Regions from separate parts of the Homo sapiens genome. Here region 1 is linked to region 2. Evidence: chromatin loops called from intact Hi-C (ENCODE). Cell type or tissue: dorsolateral prefrontal cortex. All regions are shown on one strand. Each heading gives the region's core, and the rest is flanking DNA. Links, peaks and the distances in the headings are about the cores only. Region 1 overlaps LOC105370582 (a long non-coding RNA gene). Region 2 overlaps NRXN3 (neurexin 3).

Region 1 (8,349 bases), core at 161-8,160, 100 kb before region 2:
AGCCCTGCCTAAGAGTGGTTTACCTTATTAAACGGCTTGTATAAGACATGGTTGACCTTGTGTTGCAAACTCCAAGTTCAGAGACATGTAAATCTCTCTTGGGATCCTGAGAATAGGGTCAAAGGTTGGACAGTACCAAGAAGCTTCCAATTGTAATAATAATAATAAAAAGATCCTACCTCAATTGGGCCATATTTAACCTGGAAATGGAATGGAACAGAAAGCCAGATTGCTTTGTAATTGACAGCTTTGTCTCCCAGCAGATGGCTGTAATCTCCCGAATGTGCCAAACACAGACTCTAGGATTTTTGAGTTTGTAGAGAAAACAGAAAGGACAAATATTTATTGCAATTACAACATTTGTGCATTGGATATAGTTTCACAGCCTTTTAATCCTCCTTGATTAGAAAATACAGGGTGACTTTTTTTTTCCTTGCCAGTTGAAGTTTATCAACACTTTAAAAAACATTTCAAATTTTAATAAACATAAAAGTAGGTCATACAGAAACAGGTCTCTTTTTAGTTTACTTCCTGGTAAATCTATACATCAGCCCATTTAGAGAGTTTGAATCAACATGTTATAGCTCCCAGTCAGAGCTGCAGCATCCAAATTCAAATGGTGGTGTAATCAACTCTAGATTTGTCTGAGGAAATGATCCAGGTTTCAATTTTATTTTTCTTCCCACTGATCACTGCTGGTTAGTTCTTGTCAAGAAGGTCAGTTGGGGATCTCTCGAGTGATTTACATAATTAGGTTCTCTGTGTAGTCTATGGAAATTACTTCTGGGGCAACCGGAGCCACATTTGATCAATCCCATCAGATTATGTCTACCTCCATTGTTAGCAAATCATTAGTTAGTATCTGCATTATGATCATCCTGAAAAGCACTGAGCTAGTTTCGGCAGTAAATTTTAATTCAAATGTAAGTTCCTGGAACTGAAATCAAGGTTTTCCTGTAGCTTTTGGGTAATGGGTATAAATATCAGAAACAGCACAGGTAAATGTGAGTTCAAGTCACACCTCTTCCACTTTAGGTTTTGCTGTCTTTGGCAAGCCAATTAACATGTCTTGGATGAGTTCCTGACTTGTCAATTCTAAGCACTGAAGACTATTATGAGGATTGAGTGAGATGAGTGTATGAAATGAGATCTAAACTGTAAAGCAACCTACATTTGTAAAACAGCTACCAGTAGGTAGTTCCAGGTAGCTACCTGGGAAAATTGTATTAATTTATCAGAGCTTGGTGAGCTCCAACATGATTTATACGCACTAATAGTGACATTTGCATCCTACTTTTCCATGATATGCATCTTAAATTCCAAATTCTAGTTTTCATTACAATTTTATCAAAGCTTCAGCCTCTTTACACATTTTTTTGCCAAATCAATCTAATGCTTATAACTTATTTCACTCATTTAAAAAACATTTATAAAATGCAAAATATCCAACATTTTACTGGAAATTTCATACAACAATGAAATGCACCTCAAGTCGTTCTTTCTCCAGCTGACTTGAAATCTGGTACTTTTTATAATTTCCACAGTTTGCAATCTGGAGCTACTAAAACTAGATTTGTCCTCATGAATGACAGCACTTAACATACTTGAATGTGGCCAATGTTTCCACACCAAGTCTTCTTCTTCTCAGGCTCACTATTCAATAATTACACATTTCCCAAAGGACAAAAAGCCAGACTCCTTAATATTAACATTTAAGCCTTCTCTGTTTCTTAATTTGTCTCAATCTCTCTTTTCAGTTGTACTTTCTATCCCCTCAGAACTCTTCCTATCCCACCACCACACTAACCTCAATTCCAGCTTATAGAAACATTGGTATTTCTTGCAACATACCTAACTTTTATGCCTCCATGTTCCTCATCCATCCTCCATTCTTCTATCTCCAACTATATTTGCTTGGAAAACATGTGTTCAAAATCCCAGAACTACCTTAAACATCTCCTCCTCAGAGATGCCTTCACTGATCTCCCATCAAAGTCATTTTCTCCTTGATGTTACCACTGAACTATGCCACTTTAGCATCAAGCTCATCACACTGACTTGCCCTCATTTTCTTTGTGGCCAACTCCCCTATCTAACGATGAGGTCTATTATGTCCAGGAACTATTTTTCTTTGTTCTTTCAGAGTTTCATATGGTTTTTCATCCCTCTTAAGTAGTCAATGCTGTTTGTGGAATAAATGGAAGGAAAGATTTAATGAAGGAAGAAACTGGGGCCTAATTTCATAGTTGGTGGGGAATCACTAAAGGTATTAATTAAAAATACCTTCTTGAAAGAAGTAAAGAGTTGCGCTTTAGGGTGGCTAACCTGTTGGTTATAGGGAGAAGGGCTGAGGGCAAAGTGGGATAAAGAAAAAGAAGGCAGGAAGGTTAAGTGAGCTGCTACAATAGTCCAAGGATGAAGTAAAAAAGAGTTAAAACAATTAAATGGAGTATGAATAGGAGAAATTGTGAGATATTAAGGAGCTGACTGTACCTGTCAATAAAGACATTTTTAAATGTTTTTCTTTTCTTTATAGCACATGGTAAAATTGGATTTCCTTTGGCACCTTTGAAGTTAACGGCTACTTGATTACATTTGGCTAGTGAAGTATGACTAGGAGTGTGTGTGCTACATCCAAATAGAAGCTCTAGTAACTAGTACATAATCTGCTGCATTCTGATTTTAATGCCTCGGTGATTATGAATTCATGTGTCAAGGTGGAACCTCTGTCAGCTCTGTTCCCTGATGGACTATGAAGTTTTCCTGCCAACTGTATCAGACATGTAGTATGAGTGAGAAGTTAACTTTTGTATATCAAAGTACTGAAATTGGGTACTTGTTACTGCAGCAAAACCTAGCTTATACTGACTTGTTAGGATTCCACAACTGATGGAGGAGGGCATGCAGAAAACATTAAAATTTATCATGCAAGAATATAAATATGTTAGCATGAGTGAGTGACACGCTGCTATGTAAGGTTGTTCTTAATGTACACTTCACAACTGCAAGGTTTCTATTTAAATCACAGTCTATCTGAATTGTGGGCCCTAGATGTCCTGATGTACACAGTAGTCCTGGGAATGATTCATTAAGAAAAAATAAATTATTGTTTACTGCCTCCCAAATGATATTTTGAGTGCTGGAGATACAAAGACAAAATAGAGTTGATTGCTGTCTGTGATACAGTCAGAAGCCAGCACAATGTGGCAGGTCTGATATAGGCACTGTGTACAGATAGAGGAAAAAGCAACAAGTTCTGTTAGTTGTAGTTGAGCTGAGGTTTAAGGATAATTTAGAATTGTTTATGCAGAAGAGTGTCAGTCATTTTAAGCAGAAGATACAGAGAAGAAAAAGTATATGACACATTGGAGAAATAGCAACTGATCCATGTGGCTGTGACTTAGGTATGAATTTTGGAGGTATGTGGAAATGGTAGAAAAAAAGTGTGGAAAGTTAAGTTGGGGGTCACTTAGGAAAATTAAACATTCTGCTGATGATTTAGGCTTTATTTCTGGGACAAGTGTCCTGGAGGCTTTTTGATCAGATAAGCATTATATTTAAGTTTTATTTTGAAAAAAATTAATATGACATTTTTATCATATCATTGATAGAAATAAGGATATTAGATCAAAAGTGGAAGCTCATGTATTTAGCTTGTGATCTTTGATTAGTTTTGGTTTTATTTGAAAGATTATTTGCAAAAAAAATAAAAAATAAACTCAAGAGAGAGAGCTTATTTAGTTAGTACTGATTCCGAGAATGAATCCAACTCTATTATTGGTGCTACTTTGAAATTTTATCATGTTGAGCTTATCTTTTGAAAAACATGGGCCATGATTTAAAAGTTGCAAAACTTTTATGTCATCCAAAGACTGCTTGTGTTGTAATGGGATGTGATATGTAATCATGCAGGGCCGTAACACCACCACCCAGGGCCAGAGAAGTTTTTGAGAACTTGTAAAAAGCAGAAGTCACCCAATTATAATCTGAATTTACCATTCCTCTGGAGAGCAAAGTTCAGTTGGATGAGCTCTGTGTCTCGTCTTTTTTTGTTTTATTTGGCTTTTAGGTCTTCCCTATAGTGACATTTACGATGATAGATTGCTACCTGTATCATGGACAATGATTTCTGGTTAATGTTTGGCAGTTCAGGTATTACTCTAAAATGCTGGTGTCTAGATCTGCTACATCATCAGAATGTGAAATAAGACCTTTAGGCAACTTTCCCATGATGAAATTATTGCTTTTAGTCCTGTGCAGCCTGTTACTCTATTTATAAGCTTTTCAGCTATATCATTCTGTGTTAACAGTTTTAACTATCCAATATTTCCTCTGCTTTGTCATCACATAGATAAAAATTGGACAAGAAGAAATGTCCCAGTGGTGGTGCAAATGACCATCACAGTAGCACAGCTGGTCCCTGAAAATTCTCATCTGACTATGCACATCCACTAAACTTTAAAGGCTTTACACATTGGTGAGGAACTCATGAAAATACAGCCATCAGAGAGATGGGAAAATTAGAGAGTTATAAATGGCCTGCTGAGACATGGATGTCAATGTAGCTGCCAGGTGTTGGCATACCCAAAGTCAAAGGAGAGCTTGATTTGAATTTTAATTTGAGGAGAAAGCATGATAGTTATTGCCTACCCAAAGATCATTGTCCCAGGGACTCTAAGAAATCTCTTCTAAATGAAGAAATATCTAGGCTAGGAAATCAAGTGCCTAGCATAAGGAGTCGCTCAATTAATATTAGCTATTAACATTACTAGTCCACTGAACTGAGAAATAAATTTAAATTTTCAAGTTGAACTTAAAATCAAGTACTCCGTTGGCTTTTGAACTAATTAACCTATAGCCTATCATTCAGGTTATATATTTTTTTCTTAATCCTGAGAGAGTTAAAGTGCAATTTGAACATTCCCCAACTCCTCGATAATGCTGGAGGTGGCAAAATGGAACCACTGATATCTGATAATATGTGCTCCCCACCATGTTCAGTAGGGGTATTTTTTTAAAATATGACTTAACTAAAAGTACCTCTGGAACTGTGATACCAAATCTCCTCATAATGAAATTAACCATTTTGCAACCTTTAAGAATAACTATAGTTACAGTTTTAGGAAGATGCAGCATGTTCCAGATACTTCTCGAGGTTTCTTCCTTATAAATATCATCTCATTTGAAATTCTTAGCAGACCTATGAGGTTGGTATTCTTTTTGTTTGTTTGTTTGTTTTGTTTCATATGAGATTCAGAAACTGGCTCCCACACGCAGTCAGTAATCAGTGAGCTGTGATTTGAACCTAGACTGAATCTGAATCACTGCATTTTTAATCACTATAATCATGGCCTTCTCACTAGTGTAAGTCCAGTGTGAGTTTTATTTCTCTCTATGCATTATTCTATGCATCAAAAGCCTTCACAAATATGATTCCTTAGACTGTCTGAATGATTGAGTGAACCTCAATGCAAGGATTTTTAGGTTTCTCTGAAATACCCTTTCTCTGATAAATCTCTCAAAGGGAATAGTCCAAGGATAATAAATCGAGGCATCTTGGGGACTCATGGGAATTTACCTCTGTGATTGATGGAATGATCTGGCTGTCACCTGCATGCATAGTAAATAAAGCCATGGAAATGCATGAGATTGCCACGTGAAAATTGACATTGGTTTGTTCATTTTCTTAGGGGAAGAATACAATTGAAAAGAAGGGAGCTGAGGGGGACCATAAGAATGATTGATAGAAAGATACAGAGTTTAGATTAGGAAACTAGAAAAGAGAATGGAAGGTTTTATTATTATTATATTACTATTTCTCCAAAGTATGCCAGTACCCTTTTCTCAATGTGCTCACGATGTATATTGCACTCTGCTAGGCACCAAGGAAAAGGAGACAGAGAAGGGAGAGAGAGAGGAAGAAAAAGAGACAGATGTACTCTCTGCCCATAAGGAGCTAATGATTTAATTAATGGATAGAAAATTAATTTGCACTGAGTTGAAGGGCATGAAGATGAACAGCATAGGCACATGTTTATCACCCAAGGCCATTTTTGCTGATTATTTCATATCATTTGTCTCTAAGTAAATGGGCCTTCTAAGGAAGAAAAGCCAAGCTCTCTGGATCACAAAAGGCTAAGCAGGATATGAAATGCAATGTGTCAAAGGTATTCAGGCAAAGCATTCTTTAATATACAAATGAAAGAAAACCAAAAGGCAAAAGATTATCTTTCATTATCTGGGGAAGAAAAGCAGATAATTAATGATCAAAGTGGCAGAGACCCTTCGTGCCTTCATTTACCTCAGATTTTAATAAGGGAATAATTTTAAAAACTGATAACTAAAGAGAGATGTTCACCTGGGGTTATTTAAATGTGGCTTTCTCAGCCTTATATTTTACCTCAAAAATGTACTTACTCTTAATTTATATGTAATATAAATTGCAGACATTCTAGTGAGTCTGAGATGATTATCAAGTTGCCTTTCAGGCAGGGAAGAGGTTGGCCAACTCTTTAGAAATTGTCCATCCTGGGAAATATGGTGAAACCTCATCTCTACAAAAAATACAAAACTTGGCGGGGCATGGTGGCATGCACCTGTAGTACCAGCTACTCAGGAACCTAAGGTAGAAGGATCGCCTGAGCACAAGGATGTGGAGATTGCAGTGGACCTCAATCACTCCACAGCACTCCAGCTTGAGTGACAGTGAGATTCTGTCTCAAACAACAAAATAAATTGTTCAGGTATCAACATCCAAACCACAGTTCCATGGAAATGATAATGGAATAGAGTAAGCATTATATAATGAAGAAATACCAGGAGATAAACAGTTCAAAAAGGGAAAGAAAAATATTATCTCTAAAATTCAAGGAAACAGGAGGACAGCAATTTCTAACAACCATGGGTTTGGACCTCTATAAAAAAATTGTGAATATTCCCCTTAAGACACTTTACACTAGAGAGAATTGTGTTTTCAGTAAAGTCTTTTCTAATTAAGTGTTCTGTATCTGACTGTAGGGTGTGGAATTAGCTATGTCTTTGACTCTCAAGTCTTTTCCAGCATTTAATTCCAGTTGGAAAATTTTAGTGTGAAACCACACTTCTAAAGTCTTAGCTGTTGAGAACTTGAAAACGACTGTGGGCTTAGCATCTCCTCTGAAAATACTTCTTTTTTCCCAGAGCAGTTCCAAGGGAATGACTGGACTCAGGGCCTACATTTCACATGGTAGGCATTCAATAAATGTGTGCTGAGTATTTTTAAATGAATAAACCCTAACCACAATTAGAGAATATCTCCCTTACTGAACCTCCCTAATATAAAATCTGTCCCTGCAGTCTATATGACAATGCATAGGTTCAGAATTCAGGTTTAGAATTCTGTTAGTGACTAAGCCCTTAGCCATTTAGTCACAATTCATATATTCACTTGAGTTTTGGACAAATAATGACTGCCACTTGGGTTTAATGATAGTTTCACCTTGAAGTTTTCAGAAGAAAAAGGTCCCCTAAGCATAAAACAATGTTCCCCCTGGATTATGATGATCATCTGAAAACAGAAGATGAAAAGGGAAGATTCTAGAGTAGTATGAGCTATTGGTCAGACATCAATACACAGCTCTTCCTTTGTGGACACAGGATATCACAGAGACCATTCAAATTAGGTTAGGATGCTGTAACCCCAGAAGGTTGCCTCTGTGGGCAAACAGAGGTGATATTTTACTATATACATTTCTGCCCAGAGAAAGCGTCAAAGATTTCTCATACACTGGGCCAAATGAAGGCTTTAAAATCTTGCTAAGAAGTATTTTACATCTGGACTAATGTTTTCCATTAACCATTAAAGACTGGATATGTAAATTGTCTTTTCATAGCTAAGGTTTAAAATTCCCTTGTATACTCCATAGTGTCCTTTAAAAAATTATTTCTAAATTAGTGTCAGTTACATGTCTTGATTTAAAGGTATTAGTAAAAACAAAATACAAAAACCAAAAAACTAAAGAACTTCGTTTGAAAAGGAAGAATGACCAAAGACACAATGACTTGAAATCAACCTCAATCCAGTTAATTCTTAGGTTTTCTTCAATAAGACAATGATTCAAAGTGAAATGAGCAAAACCCTTGATTAATCACAGATTCTATCATAATGTCCAGAAATCTTTAAAATGGGGGCAAAATTATATTTTAGGAGCTTAAAATTTAAATGCATATATAAAAACAGCCCTATTTTACATATGAGCAAATCGTAGTTATGTGCATAGTGCATAGTGCACAAATAAAATTCATTCCTTGATTGGTTAAAAGCCTCAGCATATCAGTGAGAATGGTTGTTCTATTACAATTCAAGGAAAA
Region 2 (8,349 bases), core at 87-8,086:
TCAGTAGTTTCCCACTGTAAGTTTTTCCTCCTTAAGTCAGGTAAAAAGTACAACTTATGACTTCCAGATGCAAACCAGTGATCAGCCTTATAATGTGACTGAAAGTTTGTTTTGCTTCTTTGTGAAGTTCCCTAGGGGTAAGGTTAAAAGTAGAGACAATAGGAGAGTGAGAAATAAAGGCAGAGGATTTCAAATCACATCTTACAGAGAACAGAATCACAGAACAACACCACGACAGTGGACAAGACAAGATGGCAAGACAGATGTGCCAAACAAGAGACACATGCTTGACTGCTGTGCCAAGAAAAGAAAACACAAGAACAAAACCATACAGAGATGCTGCGAGAGCAGCTCTTAGGGCTGTCATGATCCAATGGAAATAATAATAAAAACAAGGACCCATGAAATTATAACTACAAAAGAATGTAATTCCCACAACTCATACACTGGACTTGCTGGGTTAGCCTAGATGTGTCACTTGGATGAAACACAAGATGGTGTCATGCACTTGTGATGGAGGCCATGGTTAGTTGATGCGCTACAAAACTTGTCACGGCATGCCACACAATGATCCTGGGCTTGTCCAGACAGAAATAAAAGATACAACAAATATTCTATATCTGCAATAAAATTCTTTTTATGCCATCTGAAATTTGTGGAGAGGGGTGTGTTTCTCTGTCATTTCTATGTGTTTTTCTTTTATTTTTTTCTGACTCTTATCTTTTCAATTAATTACATTGTCATAAAGGGGAAAGTAAAGGCAAGTGGTCCATGCAGATATGGGGGTAAATCAAAAGGAAAGAAACGGAAATTAAAAGGAAAAATATGCATAGAAGGAGGAAGAGGAAAACACAGTATTCATTCTTTTGTACACAACTTTCTTGGATTTCGTTGGGGTTTGTTTTGTTTTGAGATAAATACTGGAGGGATATGCTGAAAGGGGAGGAATTTGAGATTAGGATGGCAAGAAAAGATTTTTTTGCCTTGTTTGATTTGTATATCTATATATCTCTCAGTATTTGAAAATAATGATTATAGTTACTCATAAAAGTATAGCAATGAGTTAAAAATAGCCATAATGATCAAAATAGTAAATATGAAAACAAAATAAATTGAACCACCAAAAATTCATGCGGCACAAGATGAGGTGAAACAACAAAATGTTCTTCAAATATATACAAGGTATATATCTATTTATATATATACACAGGAATGTGCATATACGGATAGATATATCTGTATAATTTTTTCTTTCCACCCCTCCCAAGGATAACTGAATTATGGAGTCAGCATTATAATTATGATAAAGAAATCTTAAAGAAAAATCAACATGCTTTGTTTGCCAAGTTAAAACAGTATCATGCATGTCTATGTTGGCTGATGCTGGTTAAGAATGATGGTGTGAATTTCTGTGTAAACACATGACTGATGGTAGGGGCTGTTAATCTCTGGTTACATTAGTCTAATATCACTTATACTGTGTCTACATATATATGGAGTGACAGGCAGTATATTATTTGCATATGTGCATATCATATATATATATATACACACAGTACATATACTTGGGGCTTATGGAAGAAAAATGTAGAATAAAAAGAATAAATCCCATAAAAACTTCTCTTTTAAAACCCAATCCCTCTTTATTTATTTTTGGGGGACTTGCTTAATGATGTCATTAAGCTCACTCCTTATGTACCACTTGCATTGGCATTTGGAATCAGGAAGTTCTCATGAGTTCAGATTGAAATTCTCCCTTCAACATGTCCATCCTTTACCCTATTACCTAAAAACGGTGTGGCCTTTGACCATACTGTATATGTGAAGTCCCCAAAAGAGTGTTGCTTTTTTTCTTTACTGAGCTGTACTAATTCCAAAAGAGTGTTGCTTTTTTACTTTACTGAACTGTACTAATTCTTCAATCGTAATAAATGAGAATTCTGTGTCACCAAACTAAAATACAGAAGAATGCTCCTTGGGGTTAGTTGAATCTGTCACTGCTTGGCATCATCTTGTGTGATTTTTTTTTTCTTGCATATCCCTGATAAGGTATGCTGTTCACTGAATTGGAGTGCTCCAACATCCTTAGGGTGCTGATAATATCGTGGGCATTTCCATTCATTGTCCTCATTGTTTCTTCCCTTCCTTTTATTCCTCTTATTATATCTGCCTTTCCTAATAAACTGAACTTCTGGAAGCGATATTTCTGAAGCAAAATACTTTTGTTTTCCCAGCACCTATTCTAGTGCCTACATGTAATAGTTACTCAAAAGTGTTACATATAGAAGAGATTTATCAAACTTTCAGATAGAAGTATATACACTCATACATTGATTTTATGGATTCCCCTGCCTCGCTCTCCAACCTACTAAAAAATCTTGGGTAATGGAGTTGGATAGAATTTTTTTCATTTTTTTATTATTAAATATATTTGTTATGAAATCCACAATAGTCGATCTATGGGCCACATATATTATGCACACTATTCCTCAGCCTAAAGTGCAAGAGCTAATTAGTAGATCTTTCCTATTCTTATATTTCTGTTCTTACCCTAATTTTCAAAGCATTTCACCATTAAGGATTTTAAAAGCACATAGTTACTGCAATGGTTTAAAAAATAACTTGGGTTGGGTTGGGGCTGTTATAAAAAAGTGACATAACTGGCCGGGCGCGGTGGCTCACGGCTGTAATCCCAGCACTGTGGGAGGCTGAGGTGGGTGGATCACGAGGTCAGGAGATTGAGACCATCCTGGCTAACATGGTGAAAACCCGTCTCTACTAAAAATAGAAAAAAATTAGCCGGGCGTGGTGGCGGGCGTCTGTAGTCCCAGCTACTCAGGAGACTGAGGCAGGACAATGGCGTGAACCCACGAGGCGGAGCTTGCAGTGAGCCGAGATCATGCCATTGCACTCCAGCCTGGGCGACAGAGTGACACTCCATCTCAAAAAAAAAAAAAAAAAAGAAAAAAGAAAAAAGAAAAGAAAGTGAAATAACTTGGTGGGTTAACAAAGACAAAAACTGTATCATTAATCTGGAACATTATACTCCCATGAACATACTATATTCATTTATAGATCAATGAAGGCGGTTGAAAAATGGATATGATTTAGCCTAGACCTAAGTATGTGAACAACTATTTGCTTTTGTGAGCATTAGACATGTATTGTAACTCAAATTTTAAAATGACTGATGTCCACAGCCAATAATAATGAATTAAATTAAGTAATTTTCTATCGATATACAGTTCTCTTTCCAAAGCTAAAATGCTTATCTTAGATTATTTCCATTATCTCTTTGGTCAAAGTGTTTAAGTGGATCTGAGCCTTTTATCAGAATTTATAGCATTTACAGACCATTGAATTTATAGATCTGTCATACTCCAACATTCCTATGAGATTTTACTTGGACATTTATTTTTGTACTATATTCTGAATAGCCATTGACTAATGAAATTTTAACATGATTCTATTTGCTAATGAGTTTTCATATAGAAAAATCTAAAGTGAATAAATAGTTAAATAAAATTGACTTATTTGTAATAAAAACATACAGGTTGCTAACTTCAAACTTGACAAAGACACAAATGACAAAACGTATCTCTATAAGATTTCAAACATCATATTTAAGGCCAACAATCAGCACATTTACTTGTTATCTATAAATTCTGGTATAAACTTCTCTTGATCCTTCACTGGAAAATTATTATTATCTATTAACATTTCAGCTGCATTTTCTACCATGTTCCAGCAAATAAAAAGTAAAATGATTTGGTGAGCTTTTAGTAACTCAGTGCCAGATTTTCAGATGATACTTTCCCGAGGCATCTCAGACTGATAAAGATTAAGAATCCAGTTCCACCTGGAAAATACTAGATGTGATCTTGGTGTTATGCCAAATTTAAATTTCACTCAGCTTGGGTTGTATATTATAGTAGGGCTAACAAAGAGGAACTAAGTAGCAGTAACACCGAAATGCAAATGTGAATATTGTAGATTTGAGGAGTAAAAATATACCTGAGAACCACTCTGGGAATAGCAATTATTTTGTCATCTCATATTACTGCCATTAGTTTAAACATCTCCTTCCCAACCATTATGAAAGCTGCTTAGCACAGTCTTATTGATGGATGGATGTGTTTCATCTTCACTTCCTTTTACTGTCTGCCCTCTGGTGGAAGTGCTGTCCCTTGAGATTTGATCAAAGGACATTTAAGAAAAGTGAAGGCAGAAAAACTAGCTACTTGACAAACTGAAAAATATACCCCTGGATAACGACTGGATGAATCAATGTGGTTAAGTATTGCCATGCCCACTTATTAGGTATAAAAGTATTACTTTTTTTTTTCGCTCTGCTCTGTGGCCTCCTGCCCCCAAGACTTTTAGAATCTTGAAACTATAAAAATGTAAAATCCAGGAAGTTGATCATATCTAATTATACAAAAGCTCATCCAAGAATACATTTGTTTTCACTATTACTCTATTTCCAAAGATGGGAATTCTAGGGATAGCAGCAGGGGTAAGGGAAAGAGAAGAAATGGGAAGTGAATTGTATTATTTTCTCTGAATTTCAGAATTCATTCCCACATTTTAGATTACAAATGTGAATTTACTAATGATCTTAATTGCTATTTGGCTTCCATAATCTCATGAGGGTATCCTTTTCCTAGGGGTTATTTGAATGCTCTCCAGCTCATCCGTTTTTCTTCTTGGATTCAAAGAGAAAAAGGACAATGAAATATGAATTTACTGCACAATTTAAGATTAATAGAAGTGCAGTTGGGAATGAAACAGTTTATATGCAAAGAACGAATCTAAAGTATTAGATACTGATTTGTTTTGTGAAGAACACAATTAACATTTACAAATCGAGTTAAAATCCAGACCCTCGCCTCTAGATAGCTATTCAGATACACTTCTGAATATCTTCATTTGATGCAGATGGTTTTATTATAACTTTATTGTTTAAAGGTTCAATTCTGGGTTCTTGAAGCAAATATTCAGAAAATGTGATTGTATCTGTGACTTATAAAATAATCTAGTTCCCAGAAAAAGGTAGGGATAGGAAAAAGCAGAGAATAACTTTGTTAAAAAAAAATGTAGGTTTTGGCCAGGCACAGTGGCTTATGCTTGTAATCCCAGCACTTTGGGAGACTGAAGTGGATGGATCACTTGAGCCCAGGAGTTTGAGACCAGCCTGGCCAACATGGCGAAACCCTGTCTCTACCAAAAATACAAAAGTTAGCCAGTCTTGTTACCCAGTCTCAAAATAAAGAAATAAAAATTCTAAAACAAATTTGTTAAAAATATAGATTTTGTCAGGGCAGCCCTATTATATGAAATCATAAATTTTAAATGAGTCAATAGGTTTAATTTTAGCTGTTAAAGGGGAAATGAAGTTAGAGATATAAAGTTCTGTTTCAAACTAATTTAGTCGACAAATCCTAATTGAGCTTTTACTTTATGCCTTGCTCTCATGATTTGGGATTTCTTTAAATTTCTCTACATATTTACCAGCAAAAATATACCGTGAAAACTTGACTTCCATTGGATTTGCAAGGTTTCTAGACTCCTATTGACCAAACTCCAAAAATATTTACCTTGTTCCTAAATATAATAAGATTAAGCTATACCAAACCGTGGTGACCCTTAAGCACAAAAGTAAGTTCTGAGAGTGAAAGGCGATTGCTTATAACTAACTCAAAACCAGCAGTTTAAAAATCCAATGTGATTTGAAGAAAAAATAAATTATTTCATTTAAAATTTGATGCTCATATGAAAATAAAAATTGAATTATAGCACACACTAAACTACCCAAATTTATGAAAAGTGAGAGCTTCAAATGGATGTAAATTAATCAGGAAATAACCTGTAGAAGTTAAATGCCTCATAAACGGAGACAGCTAGAAAATAATAAACTCGCTGGCAAAGTGAAAGAAGATAAAGTAGTAAGTATGATAGAACAAGGCCAAGGAAGTTAGCCAAATTTAGTGTATTTCCATCAAGCAAAAGGCCTGGAAAAATGTTTTAGAAATGGAGGCAGTGAATTAGGGTGTTCAAAACCAGAATTTTAATCTTAGTGGTAATGTAGAATTGCAAGATTGGCAATTTATGTCAAAGATGTGTAAATGTCACCATTATCTGTTGCTGCATGGGCAGTAGGTCCCTTCTCTTTAGGCAGTGCAAATCTTGCCCAAGAAACTGATTTCTGATTTTAATCTGTATTGTTTTTGGAAAATGTGAAGCCTGAGATACATACATACATACATACATATATATATATATATATATTTTTTTTTTTTTTTTAATTGAGAGAGAGTCTCACTCTGTTGCCCAAGCTGGAGAGCAGTGGCATGATCTTGGCTCCCTGCAACCTCTGCCTCCCGGGTTCAAGCACTTCTCTACCTCAGCCTCCCGAGTAGCTGGGACTACAGGCGCCTGCCACCACGCCTGGCTAATTTTTTGTATTATTAGTAGAGACGGGGTTTCACCCTCTTGGCCAGGCTGGTCTTGAACTTCTGAGGAGATATTTCTTATGTAATGAAAAAGAGGGCTTGATAGCTCTAAGCAGGTAATCCCCATTAGTGGAAATCAGGTCCTCTGGGCAAACCTCTTCTCTCTCTGCATTACTAGGAATATCTACCTACTTCTTGTATTAAATATACCACTGACGTATTTCCCTGTATATCCAAATCACTCACCAGGAATACTTTATGGAGTAAATAAAATTAGAAAAATGCAATGCTCATTCTTCAAATGTGATGAGTTGAATAATCACAGGTGGAGGAAATCAATATCAGCCTCCTAGAGCTACATGTTCACTCTTTAAAGGTAGGGGTTCTGTCACTCACTTTATCTCCTCTCATGCTCCCTTACAGAACACAACAGATTGTTCTAAAAACTGTATCTCCCCACCCACCCCATGTTATTCAAGAAATGTTGGTGTTGAATTTCTGTCCTCTGCTTCTGAATCAGAGAAAATACCTGCGTGGCCTCTAGAAAACAAATGGATTTAGTTTGGGGCCATTCAGGTTTACGCTATTCAAGTCTCATAACAAATAGCAATATATACCCATAAACTGGGGAGCTACAGAGCTAGAGAATCTGAAGCTGAGATCTGGAAAAGCCCACTGCCTTATTATGAATGTTGCTGTGGAGATGACTTTCTGAGGCAGGGTGAGTAGTTGAGGAAAGATGGTGATAATATTTCAGAATGACCAAGCCTCAATTTTGATAAGCCTTAAAATCTACAGATTTGATAAACATTGCTGCATATAGAGATATCACTGCTAAGAAAGGAAGAAAAACATTTGGGAGGTCAAAGCGAGAGGATTTCTTGAGGCCTGGAACTCGAGACCAGCCTGAGCAACATGGTGAGAACCGCATTTGTACACAAAATAAAACAAATTAGCTGGCATAGTGGTGCATGTAGTTCTAGCTACTTGGGAAGCTCAGGCAGGAGGACCACTTGAGCCCGGGAGTTTAAGGCTGCAGCGAGCTATAAACACGCCACTGCACTCCAGCCTAGGTGACAGAGTGAGACCCTATCTCAAAAAAAAAAAAAAAAAAAAAAAAAAAAAAAAATATATATATATATATATATATATAAAATTAAAGCCTAGATTTCTTAAAGGGTTTGCCACAAAACAAGCTAATTTAATGTACGTATTGAGGATTGTGACCTATTAATATATGAACCCTTAATATCTAGCACATGCTTAACATATACAGTTGACTCTCAAAAATATCTGTTGAATTGAATTACGCGAGGAGTTAGATAGCAAAACTATTCTATTCTCTGACAGCTAATTTCTTAAAAAAAAAAAACAGAATAGGAAGGACTCAAATCTAGAGATATATTGTATCCTGCCTGAGTGCTCAAAAATATTTATTGAATGAATGAATGAATAAATTAATGAAAACATGGCACCCAAGTTCTGGTATAGTTCGGATGTATCTGCCCTTTTAGGGTTAAAACCTCACATAGCACATACAGATTATTACCTAAAAATATGAAAAAGAAAGCCCTGACCAGATCACATTTACTTTCCCTCCACACAGCTGAGCTCCCAATGGAACAGATTACACTCCAGAATGGAAGCCCTATCATATTAATGATGTGTCCCTGTGTCATACTAAGGGTATGAACCCACAGAACTTCCTGGATCCAATTCCACTTGCAAGAAACCAAAGCAGTCAGGCTTCAACAGATTTGAAATCTTGTAAATCATTTAGGGGTCAGAAATGGAAGGTTTTTATTTTTATTAGATTATTTTTTCATGAAGCTTAAATTTTCTAGAATTAGCAAAAGAGAATTTTTAATGGCTTTCCTTTTCTTAAAAGGAAAAAAAT

What was found. A loop is a pair of places that touch in the nucleus more often than their neighbours do. Peaks named below come from ENCODE experiments on the same cell type or tissue, not always from the same donor. Only the 100,000 strongest peaks of a DNase experiment are listed, where the experiment ranks them.
Region 1: it touches region 2 in a loop (4-fold over the local background); 3 of 110 quality-filtered maps call a loop at or near these places.

Annotation. Positions count from the first base shown.
Region 1 is chr14:79,907,522-79,915,870 of GRCh38, reverse strand. All of the region lies in intron 1 of LOC105370582 (a long non-coding RNA gene), which reads left to right. Among named protein-coding and RNA genes, the nearest start is that of NRXN3-AS3, 280 kb to the right of the region's middle. In dorsolateral prefrontal cortex, for the core only: no CTCF peak of the experiment used is centred there; no DNase peak of the experiment used is centred there.
Region 2 is chr14:79,806,195-79,814,543 of GRCh38, reverse strand. The region is part of intron 20 of NRXN3 (neurexin 3); the gene reads right to left. Among named protein-coding and RNA genes, the nearest start is that of NRXN3-AS3, 180 kb to the right of the region's middle. In dorsolateral prefrontal cortex, for the core only: a CTCF peak has its summit at 4,180 (motif pointing left); no DNase peak of the experiment used is centred there; H3K27ac peaks cover 1,424 bases.